Regions from separate parts of the Homo sapiens genome. Here region 1 is linked to region 2. A link is a loop called in an ENCODE intact Hi-C map of the cell type or tissue named here. Cell type or tissue: heart left ventricle. All regions are shown on one strand. Each heading gives the region's core, and the rest is flanking DNA. Links, peaks and the distances in the headings are about the cores only.

The links. Hi-C counts contacts between places; a loop is a spot of excess contacts. Peaks named below come from ENCODE experiments on the same cell type or tissue, not always from the same donor. Only the 100,000 strongest peaks of a DNase experiment are listed, where the experiment ranks them.
Region 1: it touches region 2 in a loop (2.0-fold over the local background); 13 of 110 quality-filtered maps call a loop at or near these places.

What each region holds. Positions count from the first base shown.
Region 1 is chr18:32,350,853-32,359,516 of GRCh38, reverse strand. The region is part of intron 2 of GAREM1 (GRB2 associated regulator of MAPK1 subtype 1); the gene reads left to right. Among named protein-coding and RNA genes, the nearest start is that of GAREM1, 120 kb to the left of the region's middle. In heart left ventricle, for the core only: no CTCF peak of the experiment used is centred there; no DNase peak of the experiment used is centred there; H3K27ac peaks cover 415 bases.
Region 2 is chr18:32,466,061-32,474,724 of GRCh38, reverse strand. GAREM1 (GRB2 associated regulator of MAPK1 subtype 1) reads left to right here and starts at 3,843. Exons shown (of 6, transcript NM_001242409.2): 1 at 3,843-4,417. The coding sequence starts at 4,297. RefSeq lists a silencer at 3,569-4,088. In heart left ventricle, for the core only: CTCF peaks have their summits at 3,428, 3,629 and 5,361; DNase peaks (open chromatin) are centred at 3,744, 4,434 and 5,374; H3K4me3 peaks cover 3,694 bases; H3K27ac peaks cover 1,353 bases; H3K27me3 peaks cover 588 bases.

The sequences.
Region 1 (8,664 bases), core at 272-8,271, 120 kb after region 2:
GGGCATTGCACAGGAAAGGATATATAATCCATTTGGCTCCACTGTGAACTGTATAGTATAAACTGAATTTTTATTATAATCCCCAAACTGTGATAGGCCAAATTGGGAGGATCGGGGAGGGAGAATGTGGAGTGTGAGTATATGCGGTGTGATAAGCTTCCTACATAATGGAAAATCAGTAGATAAGATATACAAGTCATTCATATTTAGAAACATGGAGACAAGTATCAACAGAAACTGCTCCAAGAGTTAGAAATACACACCTCTAGGGAGAAGGAATCAGGTGGGAGGTATGGGGCATGGGCTGCTGGTTTTCTTTTATTAATTATAAGCCTTTTAATACCATCTGATTATTAAAACCATGGGCATATTTTAGTTTGACTTAAAACTAAAGCAGGCAGCATAGTTTTTTGCTTTTTTCAAAACCTACCACATACAGTTTTGAAATGGCACACAAATATCACAGTATGAGAGTTGTAAACTGCACAGCTGAGGATGGCTGACGGGTTCTTCCAGTGAGGTGTGGGTTCACAGGTGAGCATCCCGTGCAGTGAACAGGACCCAGCACTTGGTTTAATACTCTGCTGTCGCCGTTTTGAAATTCTTAATAATTTAGGCACAAGAGAGAACCCACGTTTTCGTTTTGCACAGAACCCTGCAAATTATGTAGCCAGGCCTGCTTCTAATAGATACATTGTTTGGATTCTAGCCTGAGTGAGGTTGCTACTACTTCCTTTGACCCTGACCTCCTAGTGGCCTGCTGTTTTCACCACTCACATATTGATAAGGCCACCAGGATTGACGTAAACCGACATTCCCTCACGAGGGAATTTGGAAGTCATGTATTGCATGATACCGTAGAAAGTTGTTACGGTGGCTTCTATGGGTTAATTCTGTGTCCTTTTAAGGAAGACATTTGGTGTGGGAAAAGGTTATTTTTAATTCTAATTAATTATGTACTGAGGGAAATGGTTTTCACAGGAAAGAATATCAATACTTCACAACAGAGAAGTGGAGAGCTAAGCTTGCAGCACCCTTTTGGGGGAGAGGAAGAAGCTTAGATCGTTGTCCAGATTGGGAAGTCTGTGGTGGCCCTGAGGTGTGAGGAGACCCCGGTGAATGAGTACACAGAGAGAACTAAAATCTGGCCCCTTTTGACAACCTGAAGCCCTCACTTGACCTCCTGTAATGAGCTATGTCCCCTGCAGGCAGTTCCCTTCCCCTGCAGGGGGCATATCTCATTGGTCACTGCATGGCAGACTGGGAGTCCCACCTGTGAGATGGGGAAGGCGTCATGGGAAGCACACAAGCCGGGTGTGCTCTCCGAAAGGGTCCCCTGTGAAAGCCTCCGTGTGGGGTGGGATGTCATTGAAGCTTACTCGGGGTGGGGGGTGGGCTCAGCTGAGTAAGTCACATAGAGAGAGGGAGGGGATAGACGGTGCTAACTAAGGGGTAATAGCTTGTCACCCTGAAGTGAGGAGGCAGGTTTTCTTGTTTGGTTAGTAAAGTAATTTTAAAGGCAGTTACCAAAGAGGAACCTTAGAAATATCTAGAGTAACAATAGTGTATGAGTAGTCATTGCACAGCCCCCTGCCCACATGATGTAATAGAATTCAAGGCACCACTAATTCGGGTATGTGTGTTCTGCTGTTTTTCTTAAGTTATTTATAGTTATAACTTATTTATTCATTACAATTATTTATAATTGCAGTGTTCCAGAGATAGCTGTATAGCTATGTTTAGTATAAGGAAGCATTTGTCTTAGATAAAATTTTTTCTTTTCCTGTTTTGCATTTTGGATAAAACAGTTTTATAAAGGATGAAAGTTTATAAAGGATAAAACAGTTTTATAAAGGATGAAAGCTCCAATGCAAGTAACATTAACTCAGGCATGCCTGGGAGTGCTAGGAAGAGCTGATGCAACAATCAGAGCCTTCCTTCTTCCCAGTCTGTAATGGCTTTTGCTATCCCTTCGGGTCCTGTGCCCATCACTGTGCTAGACAGCAGAGATAGAGGGCTGAACACAAATCAAGTGTCTCTGTCATTGGAGAGCTCACGGTCCAGAGAGAGTGAGAGGCTAAGCACTTGCACATTGAGATAAAGGTAGCACGTGAAAAGTTCCAGGTGTCTTGAGAGTTTAAAAGGAGAAGCTACTTGAGGTTGAGTTCAGGCAAACCTTTTTTAAAAAATTTATTTATTTTTAATTGAGACAGGGTCTCGCTGTGTTGCCCATGCTGGTCTTGAACTCCTGGGCTCAAGTGATCCTCCTGCTTCGGCCTCCCAGAGTGTTGGGATTACAGGCATGAACCGCTGTGCCTGGCCAAGGCAAACCTTTTTGCGGAATGACTTGTAAGCCGAAACCTGAGTAACAAGTAAGGAGGTAGTATTGCAAGTACAGGGAACGGAGTGTGTGAAGGATATGAAACAAGAACAAGTTCTTTGTACGAAAGGAATCCAGAGAGCCTCTGTGTCCCTACTCTCAGAAAGGAAGGGGCAGAGTAGCACGGGATTGTGCTACGAAGGCTGTGGGGCCAGAGAAGCTAGGACCAAAACCTCCATTAGGGATTTTCATTTTAAAATTATACATACAATGGAAAGCCATTGATTGCCATGGTTGGGGGTGGAGGGTGGCGGTTAAACAGCAGAACTTGAAGTCCTGGATCTTCAAATATCATCATAATGATGGTCCTCCTAGGAGACAGTTTTCACACTTACTGAAGGTTTTTGGATTTGTCAGATTAAGGTGGATTTGAATCCCATTTCTCTTGTTCATTGTGTGGCCTGGGACAAATGACTTAATTCCACTGAGTCTCAGATTTCTACCTTGTAAAATTGGTGTGATAATACCATATGTCATAGGGGAGATTGAAGGATATATGATATATAAGACACTTGTACAGTATCTGACATCTAATAAGTTTTCAATATATGATAGTGATGGGAGTAGTAGTTGTTGAGTTTGTTATTATTATGTATTTAGGACATTAAACAGGTGTTAATGGACAGAGGAGCAGAATAATAAATAATTAACCTATTGGGTCATTAAATAGGAGAGGGATATATCAAAGAATTTGTTCTAAGAATCAAAGAGAGGAGCTAAAAAATGATATTTGTTTGTCTTTGTGATAGCGAAAGTCAAAAAGCATAGCAGTAAAATGTGAATAATTTCACTCCTTTTCCTCCTGGGTGTTTTTACTTTGTGGAGTTGTATGTAAGAGTTCAGAAAACAAACATGGAGTGACTGGTCATTAGACATATTCAAATATTCCTGGTATATAATTATCAGTGCATTTTGAATTACTCATTTTCTCAAGGAAAAGTTTTTGGAGACTTTAACTTTTTTAGAAATGGGAAAAAAATGCTAACCTGACCTGCTTCATGGTGATTCATTCCTTTCTCATTTTGCTCCTTAAAACAAACCAAGAAGCCAGATGTTTAGTTGCCTAAGATGAAAGCTGTTTCCTTAGAAATCCTGAATGAAAGAAAAACTGCTTCTCTAGAATGGCAAAGTCCATTTAGGAGGTAATCGTGACCTGATTTAGGCAATAGAATGTGGTTGAAAAATGTTGCTCATAGCAACCAAGAACACTTGTAGATAAATTAGTTTTCTAAAATAAGCCTTCTCTAATAACTGTATATGGAATTTTCCTGTTCAACTGTACTGTGCATTCTTTTTTGTCCAATGATTGTATTGACCTAAATAGTTCGGTTTGGTGGGCTTATAACCTTTTGATTACATCCATTTGCTTAAAAATCTTCCATTTCTTTTATAGAATGTTTTTCACCTGTCAACATACTCTTGTTCTTTCTGTGAATTTATATAAAATGTAATGGTGTCAAGGTACTAGAAAAAAGTCCAAGTTCCCCCGTATTTATAAACAGCAGACTGAAATTGGTAATTTTTAATTGTCATTACTTAAAAAGATAAAAATGAAATAAACTTCTAGTATGTCTGATTTTTGTTTCACTCTTTTTAGTGATGAAACATTGAGCATAAAGCTCTGAAACATGAGTGTAAAATTAGTATTTTGACCACTTTTCTCTCTACTCTTGATTCCTTAAGTAAAATTTATGAATATCATAAATAGAAATCTAGATAAAATAGTCATGTGTAAAAATGCATCGACTCCAAATATGCAAAAAACCTTTCACAAAATAAAATTTTATTTATCCATAGATAGGGTTCTAGGCAGCATTACTTCATTATTCACCATAGGCCTCTTGCTTTGTGAGTTGTTTTTTAAATAGGAATTAGATGTAGATTTGTAAAATTTTGAAACTCCTAGATAGATGTGGAAAAAGAATACCATAATTAGACACAAGTTCTTCAATATCTATAATGATCACAAGACTTTAAAAAAATTTTTTTTCTTCCATCTTGATACCATAGTTTAGGCCTGACCAGCTACCCTACTTTCAAATTCTCAGCACATTCTTTGAAAAGATGGATTAAAATATTAGTTTCCATGCTATAGAGAAATGCCTGTGAAAAGTAATTTTTTCTTCGGCATAGGTACACAGCTGTTAATCTCTCCTCCTCACTCATTTCTAATTTTTATTCTTTTCATCACCTGTAGAGATAATTTTGTATATGGAATTTTCTGGAACAGAGTTCACTGACACAGTGGTCTCCATGGTAAATTTACCATCAGGCAAATACCGTCACTGCTTCTGACACTCCCTCTTCACTTATTTGCCTGTGTCTTCTGGTTTCTTACAAAACATTCATTTAAACAGTCAATAAAGAACAGAAACACTGGAGATCAGAGGACTGGAATTCCAGTGACTGCTCTGCTTCATGACCTCAGCCACACCGCTTTTCCTCCCCGGGCCATGTTTAGCCAGTGGAGGGAGTTGACCCCACTGTCTCTGCCGTCTCTTCTAGCCCATTCTGGATGATCAGAATATTCAATTTTGCTTTTGCGGAGAAGTTTTAGAGAGGGGGATTGTAGCTTGTTTCTCTCCTAGCTTCAATGTGTTGTTCAAATTTTAAATTTGTATCATAGATGAAAAAGAAACACTCATCTGGGAGTGCTGGTGGCATTTGGAGTTAATTTTGGACTCTTCTGATGAAAACTCCAGTTCTAACCATAGCCTATCTCCCCTTTCTCTTAACATGTATTCAGTCAAGTAACAAAGATTTATTGACCTATGTGCCAGACACTCTTTTTGGCACTGAAATCCAATATATTATATAATACAGTTGTCTTAAAGTTGGCAACTCTATCTTGAAAGTATGATGCGTTCATACTTTCAAACTAAGTTATTATTAATGTTTAGAAGTGTACACAAAAGCTATGAACTTCTTTCACATAATCCTTTCCTAATTTTGTTTTGCGTATGATATAAAATATAAATGAGGAACAGATAAACCACAACCTCTGGTACTAAAGTATTCTTTTATATTTGCTGCTACCTTGTAATGCTCATGAATTTGTCAGTTTAGATTTTCAAAATTATTTATGTATGTTATCTGTGGTTCCTTTGGTTTTACTAATACTCATCAATTCATTTCTTAACATATACCAATAGGGCATCTTTTATTTGTAATCATCTATTTCTAATTAATCAACTTGTTCAGAGATTTTATAATCTAAGGACAAAACCTTGTTTTCTTGACTTTGAGCATTTTAGTTCTCCCTTCTCTTCCTTTCCCTTCCTTCTCTTCTCCTTCTTCCTATTAAGTCTTCCCCAGATTTCTATCAATTCTAAATCATAAAGGCCCAGGTTCAACTTTCTAGTATTTCCATATACTTGTAGAACAGCATAGAATTATTTCATGAAACACCTTAGAATTCACCTGCCAGTGGTGGTATGATTGTAATGAAGTCAAAATGATTAGCCATTTTCTCCTTTTATGACTCATCTTTGTCTCCTTATTCTTCATCTGTTGGTAAACTTTAAGTTATTTTTAATGTACTTTTACCTAATGTAACTCAGAAGTCAAAGCCCATAGGTAAAGAAGGCCCTATTATAGTTAAAGCAAGAAATTCAATACTTTAGGCCAGTTACTTGAGGACTTATAAAAGTGTGACAAATTATTTTAACCCTTATAGTTGGGCTAAGGTTAAAAGCTGGCTGTACATTAACAAAATAGCTATTAGGTAAGTAAACAGTGGTCTGAGAGGCCAGCTAGACATTGAGTAGCTGCCTTGTTCAGATGGAAGTATTGTTGCTAAGAAATAAAAGTAGGATCGAGAACTTGGAGGCCATACTACTGTGTCCCCTATGCTCAGAAAACACATGGCCCACAATATGCCCTCAAAAGATATTTGTTGAAAAATATGTTTCTGACTTTGTTATCGTCTGATTAGAACTTTTGTACATTTCTTTATGTGTGGACATTTAAAAATATTAATGTAACAAAAATGGACTAAGGTCAGTGATAAAAGATATAGGTTCTCATTCTAAATAGAAAATCACATAACTTACTTATCTGTTAACGTCTGACTTATCTAAAAATTCAGTCTGCTAACCATGTAATCAGGGTATGGAAATTTGTAATTGAAAGATTGTATGAGTTGGCCTCTCATTAATAAAAAATTGACTCCTTTGTTGTTTATATTTTATGTCTGTTGTGTTATCTGTTTATGCCACTTCCATATTAGTACTAGTTCTAGAAGGGAGGCATTGAGAACTCCTCTGTCCCATGGCCACAGCTGGGGAGTTTCCTCTTCTACAGACTCTGAATCAGCCCAGAATTCTCTCCCCTCTAGCCCCATCCTCCTTAAACCCTTCTTCCATGGAGATTCTTTCCTTCTCTCATAATCACAGGTGTGGTCTTCACAGGTGTGATCACAGGTGTTCCCAGCTGTGATCTTCTTAATCTGGTCCTGAGGAAAGAAAAGGTAAATCAGAGAAATGAGGGAAAAGTCCTCACTGGCCTACCCTAAACCCCCTGTCCCCTCTTTCTGTTCCACTTTATCTCAATTCATTACCCTCATCCACCTCCTCCCAAGTTCCCGTTTCATTTGTCATCCCCAAGCCCTTGGCTCTGTCCCTCACCTCCCAAAACTGTGGCCCTCTTATAGGCTACTCTCCATCCCCTCTCATGGCATCCACACCCCACAAATCCCCAGGAGTGACTGTGAAAAGATTCTGAGCTTACAATGAAAGGAACAGGATTCCCTGCTCAGGCCAGCGAGGCAGGATGCTCTTGCCGCCCCAGGTGTCGCTGGCCACGGGATGCATTTTCCCCAGTGTTCTGAGTTACTCCTGGCCTTGTCTTAGTACTGTGTTTTAAATCCAGTTTTGTGGGCTGATCTGACAACTTAACCTCAAATTTTATTCTTGTTTCCCTGGGAAAATATTAAAATTTTGCAGAACTGACTAATAAATGAACTTTTGGAATACCATATGTTTGTAAATGGGTGGCTGCCTGTTTTCTGATAATGGTGTATCCTGTAGTGGCTCAGAATGCCTTTGTTTGGGTTTGGAGGTGAAGAGAAAGAAAGGATGTTTGGTTTGTTTTAACACTGAGAATTTTTGGCTCTAAAAGTACTTTGTAATCATTTTAATTTTTATTATTCTTTCATTTAAATTGGGACATTTGTACCAAAAATGTCTTTCAGATTCATGTAATTCCTTATATCTATCAACAGTTGTGTACCTATGCTGAAGAAAAAATTACTTTACACAGGCATTTCTCTATGGCATGGAAACTAATAATTCTTTTCAAAGAATATGCTGAGAATTTGAAAGTAGGGTAGCCGGTCAGGCCTAAACCTTGGTATCAAGTCATGCTGTGTAAAAGATGGCTTTTCACATAATTGTTTTAGTGATGTGTTCTGTCTGTGTAAGTAAAAAAAAAAAAAAGAGAGAGGGTATTGCTTGAGAGATATTTACTTTTCCATTTTTCTGTATATTTTTTAGAATATTTATTAACCAGGTTATCAGGACACTGTGTGTGTAGCATCATCCTAGAAGTAATTATCCACATACTTCTCTTGGTTAAACTTAACTACATGAAGTGTGTCCTCAGGAACTTAGCTGAACTGTGTGAAACCCATTCAGTTCACACAGGCCCTTGAATGTGCACTTTAAAGCTTTTCATGGAAAATGTCTGAACCTTTATTAATATATTGTTTATATCTGAATTAAGTTAGGGCCAAGAACTGTAATTATTTTTCTCCTGCTTGCATCAATAGTTTTACATAGGCCTTCTCTGCTGATAAATTTGAGTCAGATTAATGAGTAATAAATCTAAAGATAACCTTTTAAAACCATTGGAGAGCCAAGAAAGTGAACATATAATTATGATTTAAAAGGATATGTGACTAAGGCACTCAGATGTGTTTCATCTGGTGCCTGGGTGTTCATTTCTAGTTTTAACGCAATTGAATGAAAATTACTTCCTAATTCCATCAAAATAGCATCATTGGCTACTTTAGACTTTTTAGAGTTGATGTTAGGAAATACACCAGTACACCATACAAAATTAGAAATTGAGGAATCAGAAGGACCAGAAGTTCAACCAAAGGACTAAGAAATAGTAAGTTCCTAGAAAAATTCAAGTCAACTTTTTCTACATAACATTTTGCCAGTATTTGTACTCTTCCTAATTAAAAATGGGCATACCATTTAAAAACATACTGTATTTATCAAAAGTAGGAATTTGTCTAATAAATTGAAATTTTGTTTAAACATCATGCTTTACATTCCTGA
Region 2 (8,664 bases), core at 271-8,270:
TAAAACAGAGGTAAAAAAAAAAAAAAACTCTTTGTGTCCACAGTCAATTGTTGTCTAGTAGGCAAAGCTAATATAGGAAGATAATTAATCAGAGTGCAACTAGTACAGTCAAAAGAGGGTATTGCAGGTGCAATGGTAACACAGAAAAAGGAATCTCCTTGGAGGAGGAGATACAGCAGCTCATGGAATGCAGGAAGCTGGAGCTGGAATGAAGTTTTCACAGTAAGAGAAAAGGAGAAAGGCATTCTAAGCTGAGAGAACAAGCTCTACAAGGGTATGCATTACCATGATACATTTGGGCAACTACAAGCAGGTGCTACCCCAGATCATAGGGTATTAGAAGGTAGCCAAACAGGAGTGAGGTTAGGGAGGCAGACCCAGCCACATAAGGGAAGAACCTTCTACGCCATGCCAAGGGCTCTACACTTAATTTCATAGACAATGACGATATAGATACTGCAAAAAGCATTAGCTAGGGACTGTCTTTCAAGTTAGCTCTGGGGATCACATGGCAATTAAGTGAAAGGGGAAAGAATGGGGAGACCTAAAAAATCACTAGGGCTGTGAACTTTGATATTGCACTTGACTGCTAGAATATTATGTGAGCCAGGACACTCTGATATGAGGAAAACCAATATGTAATATTTTTATCTTGCAAAGCTGATAATGCAGAGAATTAACAAGTTATGCATGTATAAACAGTAGACTCACAGTTAGGAAGCTGGCAAGTGTCTGTCACTTGAGTCCTGTAGTGTCATTTACCTGATTCACCTTTGGGCTTATCAATAGCATATACAGAGTCTTCATGATCACTGCCTGGGTCTGCTGGGTAGGAGGCGGGTTCACTGTGGAATAAATTAACCCCACAGACTCTAGATTTGCAATGAAGTCCCCCAGCTAGGTTTGTCATTTAAAAAGTGTTCTTCTACTCCTTGCCTGATATAACTATTTTCCCAAATCTAATCATTTCTTATTTTTCAAATCTATTCAAATCGTCAGCATTTATCTCTTCATCTTTTCTATAAATTTTGCCCTTTAAAGCCAATGGTTTTTAATAATAATAGCAAATGTTAATACTTCCATAGCACTTCCTATGCATCTGGCACTATTCTAAATGCTAAATGTATATTAAATGATTAAATTCTCATATCAACCCTATGAGATGAGTACTATTATTATCTTCATTTTTCAGAGGAGGAAACAGCAAGTTTCCCATGACATTAAATAGAAGCAGAGCCACTAATCAAATCCAAGCCATCTGGCTCTGGAGCTGATATTTTAATTCACAAATCTCAGTTTGTAAAGGTACTTAGTAGGAACAAGGGACCAGTGCATCAATTGTTGCCTTAAAGAAAACTTTTCTTGGATGTTCCTTTTCATAAACTTCAAAGTCCTGTAAGCTTTGCCCCTGCACCAAGTTGTAATGCTTTTGTATACACAGTTTGCATTGTTCCAACAACCTTAAGAAACATGTTTGGAAGTACAGTTCAGCCAGACTGAAAGATTACCCCTCTCAACTGCTTTTTGTTTTTGTTTTCGGCAGTTTAACCAAAACTCTCCATCTCACAAATAAAATCCTTCTGTAAGAGTTCTTCCAGGACATGAAACTTACTAAGAATTTGCAGCTCACTAAAATTTCTTCCTTTTAATACTCAAGATTGAAATAAAACCTTTTCTGCAAGGTCAGCAATAACAGATCTAATGTAAGTCCTTTATTGATTTTTAAAAAGTTGATTACATTAATCTTTTTACTTTTTATCTTGTCTTTAGGTCAAAAGTCACCAGTCCTTTTGTGAGAGGAAACTACTTCTCTTATTCTCTGAAGCTTTTAAAGAGAATATAAAAGTAACAAAGTCATTTTTTTAAAAATCAGCCTACCATATAAGGGTTTAGGATCTACTTACAGGTTGAAAGACCCTTGACCCTGCCCAATCTTAGATGTTTCCTATGTCATTTTTGGATTCTGAGCTTTATTTCCAGAAGTGATTAATTATTCAGAAAAAGAAATTAGCTGGCACTTAAATCTTTAAAGTTTTGAAACTTTTTTTTTTCAGACAGAGTTTCGCTCTTGTTGCCCAGGCCAGCGTGCAATGGCACGATCTCGGCTCACTGCAACCTCCGCCTCCCGGGTTCAAGCGATTCTCCTGCCTCAGCCTCCTGAGTAGCTGGGATTACAGGCACCTGCCCCCACGCCCGGCTAACTTTCTGTATTTTTAGTAGAGACGGGAGACGGGGTTTCACCACGTTGGCCAAGCTGGTCTCAAACTCCTGACCTCAGGTGATCCGCCCGCCTCGGCCTCCCAAAGTGCTGGGATTACAGGCGTGAGCCACCGCGCCCGGCCGAAACACTCTATGTGAGCAATTCTTAGAACTTTATGGACTTCTGATTCTGCATACACTCTATAGTAAAATACTTCCCACTTTTTTCCAAGACTTTTTCAAAAAATCAATGTGAATGACCCAAAGGTCAAAACTTTCAGATGAATTTTGTGAAAATTATCGCTAATGCTTCAAAGTGAGAGGATCAGGAAGGTGGGTGTAGAAGAATCTGTGTTTTTCTTCAAATGTTAATGGAGTGGTTTATTAGCACAGACCTTTTAAGCCAGGCCACGAAAAGGCAGCGGGATGTTTTCAAGTCCCCTTGGGCTGGCGAAGCGGGTACTTGCTGTACCTTATCAAGCACTGAACATTGAATACGTGTTGAAAACAGAGCAGATACGCAACCTTAGCAACCACTCACCTCTGCTATTTTAACAAAATGTTAAGCAAGCGAAAGAAAGAGAAAGAAAGACAGAAAGAAAGAAAGCAGATTAGCATACAAGGCAGGACATGCCACCTTTATATTCTGAGCTCTGTCCACAGTGAGCAGGCCGTGTCAAACATCGGGAGAGACAGAGAATGATTGATCATGCAAAGCAAACTGTAGGTTTGAATCCCAGCACGGCCATCTACGAGTTATAAAATCTTGCCAAACTACCTAATGTCTTGGTACATATACCTAGAAAACGAGAATGATCCCAACCTTTAAGATGAGAAGAGAACTGAATGGGAAAAGCGGGTGAGAACAGCTGACCCCAGCAGCCTCCCAGTAACCTAGTTTTCCCTTCCCATCTCCGTGTCTACGGTGTTTGGTGGCCTCATCAACTCCCGTCGCCTCCAGCAGCTCGTTCACTCAGTGAAGGTCCTAGACCGAATGGCCACCTTCCTGTATGTGGGTACTCATCACCCACCACCTTTCCGCTTTTCGGTGCTTTGCCCTTTTTATCTTATCTAGTAGCCAAAGCTGAGACTGTTGGGAGTCATTTCCAGCTCCGATGGTAGAGGAGTAGGGTTGAGGGGAAACGCCAAGGCGTGCTCCACGCCTGCCGTCCGCAGCCCCGTTGGGCTGTGGTACTCTTCTGACCAAAGTCTGGGTCACCGGGAAGCAAGAGGGAGCGCCACTAAAGGTATCTTTTGTGCCTTGTATTTAGCCACCGCATTGCCAGGATGGGAGTGGAGGCGGACGGTGCCCGACACCACGACTCAGGGAGCGATACCTGAGCTCGCTCGGCAATTCCCGGGCTCCGGGGACGGGCCTGGGCGGGGAAGGAGCCGGGGCGCGCAGCAGCACCCGGCGAGACTGCAGGGCGCCCGAGTGGTCGGACGGGGGAGCGAGAGCTAAAGCTTGCGGAGCGCGCCGAGCCGCGGGCGCTGGCGGCCCCGGCCGGGGAGCTGACGCGAGCCTGCCGGGCCGCGGGAGCTGCGGGAGGCGGAGGCCGAGCTGGGGGCGGAGCGGGCGGCGCCTGGGAGGCGGAGGCGGTGTCTCCCAGAGCTGCGCAGGCGTTGCTCGCACCTTGTTGATTAGTCAGTGCTGGGAGCGCTGCTATGGCGTTTCTCAGACCCGCGGCTCCTCCTCACACGCTCGAGGCGGAGGGAAGGAGGGGTAAGAGGAGGAGGAGGCGAGCGGGCGGCCGCCGCAGCTGCAGACCCAGGGCCAGAGGAGGAGGCGGAGCGGGAGCCGCCGCAGCCACCCGGGCCGCCGCCGCCGCCCGCAGCCGCGCGGCTGCTCTGAGTCTTCTCCGGGCGTGAGGGCACGCGGGGCGCCCCAGCCATGCCCCGCAGCGGCAGCTGAGCCGGGCGCCGGCCCCCTCCCTCCGGGCCGCCCCAGTCGCCGCGCCCCCCCGGCTGCCCGCGGCCGGAGCTGCCCGGCGCCTCCCGCGCGCCCCAGACCGCGAGCGCGAGCAGCGGCGGCCGCCGAGGCGCGGGTGGTGCCGGTGGCGGCGGCGGGGGAGCGCGGGACAGGAGGCTTCGGGGAAGATGGACCCGGCGCCCTCGCTGGGCTGCAGCCTCAAGGATGTGAAGTGGAGCTCGGTGGCCGTGCCGCTCGACCTCCTGGTCAGCACTTACCGGCTGCCCCAGATCGCGCGCCTGGACAACGGTGAGTCCCAGCTGGGGCGCGGGGCAGACGGGCGAGGACAGCCGTCTCCACGCGGGTGTGCGCGCGTGTGCTGGAGAGGGTGGGACCCGCGGGGAGTGGGCTGCCCGCCCCTGAGCGCCGGAGTTGGCCCGAGCGGCTGCCGCAGCCCTGGCGCGTTGCTCTCAACTCCCCCCAGCAGCAGACAAGGAGGTGGAAATCAGAGTCCTTGCAGTATAATTAAAAAGGACGCCCTAAAAAAAAAGTCAACATAGGGAGACCTCTGCAGATCGTAATCTTGGACGCCAGATATCCCTCCCCACCCTCCTGCAAGAATTACTCAACCAGGGAAACCCTGAAGAGTTATCTTAGGCAACTTTCTTGAGAATATCATTGTGCTCCGGGTGGCATCTTAATTTGGGTGCTCTCCTCCCTATCTCCCCCATCCCCCGCCAAACAGATTTAAAGGAAAAGCTCCTGGGTGACCATTGAAAAGGATCACATTTCTCAGAGACCTTGTATTACAGCTTGTCTGTTTTGTTTAACCCAACTGAAAGTAATTTGGGGCTGTGTGTAGAAAATGTTTTCAGCAGAAGTGATGGCATGCTTAAGGTTAACTATTAGGTTTAGCGCATTTCCAGTCTGGAAAAAAAAATAAGTCTCCAAAACGTATTGATTCGGAACCTGAGCTCAGAACTAAGAAGGGTGTATTTCCTGAAACTGACCACCAGAAACCCACCCAACTCCTTCCTCCAACTGTTTATTCTGCGGTGTGACAGCTGCAAACACATAGTTGCGCATACTGTCAAGCAAGTAGACACCTTTCAGTTGGAGAGTGATGACACGTAAGGTGGCAATTTAGGTGTGTTTGGTCTTCTCTTGTTTTCATCATAACTTCAGTGGGCTTTGGCGTCATGCGATTTTAGACTGTTTGCAGAAAGAAGCCTGCCCTGCTGTGGGGCAGCTGTGGAAGTACACGGGCCCAGGCTGGCAGGCAGGCAGAGCTGTGACTACACAGGCCAGGTCAGAAGAACACTAAGCAGAAAGATGTCATTTCGAGTCACAGGCACTAGGGTTACTCCTTGTTTCCTGGGGTAGAAGAGTGGGTAACGTGAGATGTATACATACACAAAGGAGTTTTTATTCTGTTTCTTATCTGTGGGGTTTGATTAGACATTTGTATATCTGATGTGAAAAATAGATGCAGGAAAGTTCGTGAAGGCTGGAAAACAATCTTGGCTTGCTTGCTATCCTCGTTTGATTGTTGGTAGTAGTAGGGTGCATTGGGAATAAGCTGGAAGTTTTAAAACTAGTAATGAAGTGCAGATCACAGTAGCTGTTGAAGCGGTGGGGTGGGGGCGGGGGGGGGGGACGCACAGGTGGTGTGTTGAGGCGTTTCTGCTTCGAGTGGGGGTGGGAAAATGTTGTGTGCTTTAAATAGCATCTGCAGACCTGAACTGGTGTGTGTGTTTGTATTCACAGCGTTTCATTTCCTCCTCCAAAATTGTGTATATTGGCAGATTGTGAGTCCTTACCTTTTCCTACCTTCTCTCATCTCTGCACACTGCCACATTTGCTAGCTAGGCAGAGAGCATTGCTGCATGTGGTGTAAAAGCCACTCAAAAGCTTCATTAAACTGAAAGTTTAAAGGGGTGGAATATCTCACTTTCCGACATGACTTTCAGTTTTATTTCCCACTTTTCTATCCCTGCCATTCATAAAAAGGATCTGAATCAGCAGTGTACTCATCCCACACTTCTTTCTAAAATGAGGACGTGGGTAGCAAGTCTTAACACTGTGTCCTTTCAAGCTGTGGAATGGATTTTGATCACTATATGTAATTCCAATTCTTCATTGTAAATTTCTCTTATTTCCTTATTGCCGCTTGAGAATCATAGTGGCACATACAAATTTGGAATCATTGCCAGATACTGCTTTATACCTTGCTTCTTTCACTTAACAATCCCATCTCATTTAAATATTTTTGTCAACATGATTTTTAATAGCTGCCAAAGAGTCCATGGGCTAAGCTATGCCAAGTAATTTCATCCCCTATTGTGGACATTATTAAGCTGTATTATTTTGTGCTATTAAAAATTGTGATGTAATGAATACTGTTGTACATACATCTGGGAGTTTTTTGGTTAGAATGTATTTCTACTTTGCTGAACAAGCATGTCAGTCCTATTAAAATCCTTGATACACATTGTCAAATTGCTTTAGAGACTAAAGGAAATCCTCGTTTACACCAACGTGAGCATTGTGATAGTATCAGTCTGCCCACATCCTGAAAATATTAAGTATTTACCAAAAAATTCTCTTCTAATTTGATTGGGGAAAGTGTTGTTATAGCAGTTTAATTTGGGTAGACTTTAAAAGAGTCAATCATAGATTCTTTGCATGTTTTTAAACATGTTTCACACAGTTTAGGACAGGTTGAGGACATGCTGGTATATTTATAAATGTTATAGGTGAAATCTTAAGTTTTGTGTTGTCCTCATCCTGTGTTTGCCTTTTCCCCAGTTTTAGTACTGCAGGTACATTTTACATCTGCACACGCCCACCCTATACTTAGACATGAAAGATAGTCATTTTTCAAATCACTTGTTTTTAAAGAGACTAGAACAAAATTGAAAAACATGCCACTAGTTGACATTATGCCAAGAGGAAATGATTGGCTAATTTTAAATAATTTTTAAAGAACATTAAAAAATCTAATTTCACAACTATTGATTATCAGAAGCCTACTATGGGCTGGTACATTTCTAGATGCATAATATGTATTGTCTCAAATCCTCAGCAACACAATTTTTAAGAACTTCAGGAACCTAAGATTCAGAAAAATTGACTTGCCTGAAGACTCGTACCTAGTAAATGGTGGAGTGGAATTTCCAGCCAACCTTCTGACTCTGAAGACTGACCTCTTATCTCAAACTGGGCTACCTCCTGGTACTAAAGGAGAGAAGGGTTGAAGTTGTTCTGACATCTGCTCTAAATAGGTTCACTGTCTCTCTGAGAGCTTGAGGACTGGAAAGTCAATATTTTAAAAACAGTGTAGACACCAAATTAAGTGCTGGCCTCATCCATCATACATACAACTTTCTGCTTGCCAAAGGAGTGGCTGAAAAGAGGCAAGAGGCAGTGGGGAAGAAGAGGTTACAGAACAGGAGAAAAAAAACATTGGGGTTTGAGGGCCTAGTAACGTAGATGTGTCTGTTGAGATGACTCTTCAGGACATTTGCCATCCTTAGAATGAATATTCACTACACAATATATAAAGAACTCTCCAATTCTTTGCATTATACATGCCACTCCTGAAGTGCCAGGTAGATAGATGTGTTCAATATTACATCCTTGATGGTGAAATTTGCCTTTGTATGATAAGATAAATACAAAATAATTGAGCCTTTATAAATGTTGCCCCACAAGTTTTTCTGGAGAACCCAGAGAAAGGTACTCTAGCAATTCTCCTTGGGAGATTTGATGAGATGTATCTCATCAGCTGAGGTCTAAGCCCAGTCAGCAGTGCAATTAAGATCAGATATTTAAACTGATTGATCATCAGTCTTATAAACTGTTGACTTTAGAACTGGGTTCAGCAAATGTGCTTAGGACCAAGGAGAGGATGGAGAAAATACTAATCCTCCACCCCCAACCATCCTCACTCAAAACTGGATGGGTGGGAAATTGTTCATTTTCTCTCTCCTCCTCATTTCATCTTGGATAGACCCTGAAGGCTTGTGTTAGAGTAGCATTCTTACAACCTTTTTGCTTCTATGCCTCCTAAAAGATTTGGTGAAACTCTGTCCCTAAGCACATTTTTCAGTTAAATGCTAAAACTTTTCATTCTAAGTTTAAATGCTTGCAGGGGATGTAATTTCTCAGCATATTGTAACTATTCATATTTTAAAGTATTACATCATTCTAAAAACTCTAGTAAAATATATATTTGATTTCTAATATCATTTGTTTAAAAATTCATGAGATTCAAGAATCAATCTTTTGAAAGTTAAACATTTTACACCTTTTCTTTATCTCTTTAAATTCTTACTCCATTTCTCTTCCGCTGTATAGAATTCTGTCTCAGTGTAATATATTTTTATGCTTGAAAGTATTCTATTGATCACTCTGCCATACTCTCTGTAACCAAAAAAAAAAGTATATAGATTGAAATCTAGTATTTCGTATTTATTTTGATCATAAGACTTTCAATATTTAATGATTTCTGGTTGTTTTTAAAACAAAGAATTGGAAATTACCTGACTTAACAG